Regions from separate parts of the Homo sapiens genome. Here region 2 is linked to region 1. The links are chromatin loops, found by intact Hi-C in ENCODE. Cell type or tissue: HCT116. All regions are shown on one strand.

Evidence for each region. Hi-C counts contacts between places; a loop is a spot of excess contacts. Peaks named below come from ENCODE experiments on the same cell type or tissue, not always from the same donor. Only the 100,000 strongest peaks of a DNase experiment are listed, where the experiment ranks them.
Region 2: a loop joins it to region 1, with 5 times the contacts of the local background. A loop is called at or near these places in 7 of 110 quality-filtered maps.

What each region holds. Positions count from the first base shown.
Region 1 is chr1:21,572,971-21,575,470 of GRCh38, forward strand. It overlaps ALPL (alkaline phosphatase, biomineralization associated), which reads left to right. Exons shown (of 12, transcript NM_000478.6): 9 at 695-829. Among named protein-coding and RNA genes, the nearest start is that of LINC02596, 12 kb to the right of the region's middle. RefSeq lists enhancers at 1,178-1,852, 1,853-2,500. In HCT116, a CTCF peak has its summit at 1,288 (motif pointing left); a DNase peak (open chromatin) is centred at 1,291; H3K4me3 peaks cover 622 bases; H3K27ac peaks cover 660 bases.
Region 2 is chr1:21,231,105-21,233,604 of GRCh38, forward strand. ECE1 (endothelin converting enzyme 1) reads right to left here. Exons shown (of 19, transcript NM_001397.3): 14 at 2,454-2,500. Among named protein-coding and RNA genes, the nearest start is that of EIF4G3, 55 kb to the left of the region's middle. In HCT116, a CTCF peak has its summit at 1,059 (motif pointing right); a DNase peak (open chromatin) is centred at 1,037.

The sequences.
Region 1 (2,500 bases):
TGTGCTGAGCCCTGCAGGCTGGAGGCAGACTGACTGATGGATTTGAACCCCAGATCTGCCACTTCTCAGCTGACAATAGCAAGTTATGGAACACCTCTGGGCCTCAGTGCTCCTCATCTGTGAAACGGGCATGGTGATCCCACCGCGCCATAGTGGTGGGAATGAAAATGAAAGGAATTGGGGCTGGGTGCGGAGGCTCACGCCTGTAATCCCAACACTTTGGGAGGCCGAGGTGGGCGGATGACCTGAGGTCAGGAGTTCGAGACCAGCCTGGCTAACATGGTGAAACCCTGTCTCTACTTAAAATACAACAAAAATTAGCTGGGTGTGGTGATGCATGTCTGTAATCCCAGCTATTCAGGAGGCTAAGGCAGGAGAATCACTTGAACCCGGGAGGCAGAGGTTGCAGGGAGCCGAGATCGCACCACTGCACTCCAGCCTGGACAACAGAGTGAGACTCTGTCTCAAAAAAAAAAAAGAAAAGAAAAGAAAAAGAAAAAAGAAAAAAAAAGGAATTGGGGGCCTAATTCTGGGCCCACAAAAATCACCCAGATAAGGATCCTCCCAGCCACCATACTCTACCCCAAGCTGGCTGTGGGGAGCCTGCATTCCCTGAGACACCCCAGCTTCCTTGGAGTCCTCCTAGCCGGGTCACAGCCTCTCAGCATCCACATCCTCCTGGCGTCCTCCTCAGGTCTCTTCGAGCCAGGGGACATGCAGTACGAGCTGAACAGGAACAACGTGACGGACCCGTCACTCTCCGAGATGGTGGTGGTGGCCATCCAGATCCTGCGGAAGAACCCCAAAGGCTTCTTCTTGCTGGTGGAAGGTAGGGACCCCGGGTCTGCTGAGAGGGGGCTGCTGGAAACACGGCCCTGGTGTCAGGATGGAGAAGTCCAGCTCTTAAAGGGAACTGACTGGTTTGGGGGTGAAGGGAGAGGTCCCTTTAGGAGAATAGGTTGTGGAAGGAGACGGGTGGCACTGTAGACACTCCCAGCCCAGCAAGCTGCTCTCCTTTGGGCATGGAGATGCAAGTTAGGTTCAGCAATCCAGGAAGGCTTCCTGGGAGAGGAGGCAGATTTCTCCCCTTTGGTAGTCTTTCTTGGGGACCTGGCCCTGAAGGGGCAAGCAGCCCCTCAGCCTCACTGCCCAGAAAAGCAAATCCGCAGGCCCCGGCTTTCCCACGCTGTGTGCTGATGTTCCCAGGCTCTTTCAGCGCCGGCCAGGGGCCTTGCAGACAGACCTGAATTCTTGGCCTGGCGCTGCCATCTGCTGGCGGTGTGACCTCTACCTGTGCACTTCTGTTATGTGAAGCCAAAAATAGCATCTGTCTCCTGGAGAGTGATTCGCCTCCATTGTGTTCAGAGACATAAAGTACTTGGAACGGGGCCCAGTAAAGAATAAACCGTGTTTCTATTATTAGCCTTGTTATGGCTACACAATAGTTAAGGCGGGAACAATAGGAAGTGTGAGGAAGTGATAAAGATTCCAGAAACCTTCCAGTGCTAACAGCCCTTGCCCACCGCAGTTCCTCATGTTGCCCTGCTAACATCGGTATGTATACACACACATGCACACACGTGAACATGTTTGCACATATGCTCCCCACGCATACACACATGCTCAGCGCCTCCGCCTTCCAGAGGTGAGCGTCCGCCAGCCCAGCTTGGCTGCTTTCTTGCCAAACCCCGGGGTTCCCACTCGAGCACAGCGGTCTTGGCCTGGCCCCGAACAGGCCTCTGACGCCAAGGAGCCAGCCAGAAACCAGCGGTGGTGAGCACGGGCTCCCCCGGGAGCGGTTTCCTTTGTGAGCAAGGCCAGGATGGGCCGCCCAGGCTAGCTGCTCCCAGAGCCACAACAAAGGGAGGACACGCCCTGCCAGCCTGCCGGGCCACCGCGAGGCTCAGACTGGTGGGAACAGAGGGCTGCCTGGCGCCCAGGACCCTCCAAGCTGGGAGTGTCCACCAGGCAGCGCCCTCCTGTTAGCAAGGGAAGTGTTCCTTTAAGGTCACAGAGCCCTCGGCTGCTGGGCCAAGCCTCCAGCCAGGCCCCTGCACTCACCCGGAGGTGGGAAGCGGGGGCGGAGGCTGCGAGGGTTCAGGCTTCGGCAGGGCTTTGTGGAACCTGCCACAGGCACTGCCCAGGCACTGGGGACTTTCACTACCTCTGGGAGCTCCGTGCTTTCTTTTTAGAGGGGATGATTTGAGGTAGAGATGAAAAACGGGGTTAGGACGAGTCACACCTGAATTCACATCCTGGCAAATCCCACCGTGGGCTTCCCCACACTAGGCCTCAGTTGCTCCATCTGTAAACAGGACTGATCATATTCCTCTCTGCCCAGCATTGCTGTTCAGGGGAAAAGAGACATGGGTGTGTCGTGCCTGGCACATTGTAGGGATTCCAGCGTGCCCCCTTCCCTACCTCCCAAAGGCTTCAGTGCCTCCTTCAAGCAGCTAGAGACAGTGCTGGGAGGGGCGGTGGGAGGAGTACAGCTTCCCGG
Region 2 (2,500 bases), 340 kb before region 1:
GACGTGAGCCACCGCGCCCAGCAATAATTTTTTTGAGTGTAGAAGGATCCCAAGACCAAAAAAGGTTTTGAAAGTAATGGTATATAGTCATGAGGTATTTGGCATTTCAATGACTTCTCTGGTACAGAGGGGAAGGGTGAGTGAGGAGTGCAGTGAGATGGGTACCACATTTCCTCTAAGAGCCTAGACAGTCACTCTGCCTCCTCCAGGTGAGCCCCACAGCCATGGGAACATACTGAGAACTTTATTTATTTTGAGATGGAGTCTCACTCTGTTGCCTAGGCTGGAGTGCAGTGGTGCAATCTCTGTTCACTGCAACCTCTGCCTCCCGGGTTCAAGCGATTCTCCTGCCTCAGGCTCCCAAGTAGCTGGGATTACAGGTGTCTACCACCATGCGTGGCTAATTTTTGTATATTTAGTAGAGACGGGATTTCACCATGTTGGCCAGATTGGTCTTGAACTCCTGACCTCAAGTGATCTACCCGCCTTGGCCTCCCAAAGTACTGGGATTACCGGTGTGAGCCCCCGTACCTGGCCAAGAACTCTATTTATGTATTTATTTATTTTAGAGACAGGGTCTTGCTCTGTAGCCCAGGCTGGAGTGCAGTGGTACAACTGTAGCTCACCGCAACCTCAACCTCCTGGGCTCAAGCGCATGCTACCACGTCCAGCTAATTTTTTAAATTTTTTGTAGAGATGGGGTTTCACCATGTTGCCCAGGCTGGTCTCAAACTTCTGAGCTCAAGAGATCCTCCCACCTTGGCCTCTCAAAGCGTTCGAATTACAGGCGTGGGCCGCTGTACCTGGCCATATGGAGGAATTTAAAACATCATATTTATATTCAAATAATCACAAATACTTCAATGGGTAGGCAAGGAAATTTAAATAAAAACATTCAAGCTAAGTTAAAATACTTCAGATAAACTGGCAACAGAGCCTATGCCATGTTCTGAAGGTAAAAGCCCACCTTCTTGTACATAGCGGGGTGTCCTGGTTGGAGGCTGGAAATGAAGGAAATAGAGATGTTTGAACCCCTATAGTCCACCAGGGGGCACCAGAGGCAAAGAGAAGTTGATTGCACCCTTCCCTAAGATTTATCCCAAATGTTTGCACTGAGGAATGGAAGGACCTTGGACTGAAGACTGGAACTGGGCTGACTACATCTAATTTTTTTGAGGAGACAGTTTTTTTTTTTCTTTCTTTCTTTTTTTTCAGGCAGGGTCTCGCTCTGTTGCCCAGGCTGGAGTACAGTGGCATGATCTTGACTCACTGCAGCTTCGACCTCCTGGGCTCTAGTGATCCTCCCACCTCTGCCTCCCCAGTAGCTGGGACTACAGGTTCGTGCCACCACGTCCAGCTAATTTTAAAAATTTTTTGTAGAGACCACATCTCCCTATGTCGCCCAACCTGGTCTTGAAGTCTTAGGCTCAAGCGATCTGCCCACCTCAGCCTGCAAAGTGCTGGGATTGCAGGCCTGAGCTACTGTGATTGACCTGAGGAGACAGTAATAAAAAGGACAAAGACCAGGTCTCATTCTAGGTTATCCTGATTTAAGGTCAGGAAGCTGTATTTTTTTTTTTTTTTTGAGATGGAGTCTTGCTCTGTCACCCAGACTGGAGTGCAGTGGCACGATCTCGGCTCACTGCAACCTCCGCCTCCCGGGTTCAAGCAATTCTCGTGCCTCAGCTACTCACTCCTGAGTAGCTGGGACTACAGGTGTGCGCCACCACACCCGGTTAATTTTTGTATTTTTAGTAGAGACAGGGTTTTGCCATGTTGACCATGGCTGGTCTCAAACTCCTGGGTTCAGGTGATCCACCTGTCTTGCCCTCCCAAAGTGCTGGGATTACAGGCGTGAGCCACCACGCCCGGCCAGGAAGCTGTATCTTTGAAAAAGTTCCCCAGAGGACTCTGATGTGCAGTGAGCTTTGGGAAGCACAGCTGTCAAGCCCATCCAGAACCTTCCCCAGGCCTCTGTGGGCTCCCTGTCCTGAGATCCCACCATTCGTGGTAGTGAGGAACAATGGGAAAGCTGCTCTTGCTGGGGCCTCCTTGGGGTCTGGCGCTCCCCAGAGGTCCTCACATTTGACTGCCATGAGGACCCCAGAACCAGCTCCTCCCATCCTATTCTGCGGAAAATGAAATGAAGGCTCCAAATCCCAAAGCAGTGGAGCGGAGACAAGGTGCCAGATCGGCTCCGCTCCAGAGGCCAGGCTCACCCTGCCAACAGGCTGGGCAGGCTCAAGCCCATCCCAGCTCCTAGCTGGGCCATACTTCTTTTGCCCTTGGTTTCTTCATCTGAAAAGTGGGATAACAAGGGCATCCACTCTTCAGACGGCTCTCGTGATAGCTGATCGGGTGCACAGTGAGGGTGCAATGAAGGCCAGTTCGTCCCAAGGCTTGCCCACAGGTGGGGAGCTGGCACCTTGCCGGCAGGGCCTGGGGGAACTCACTGATCTCTGTTGGGGGCTTTCCTGAGCTGATCGGCAGTGACCCTCCA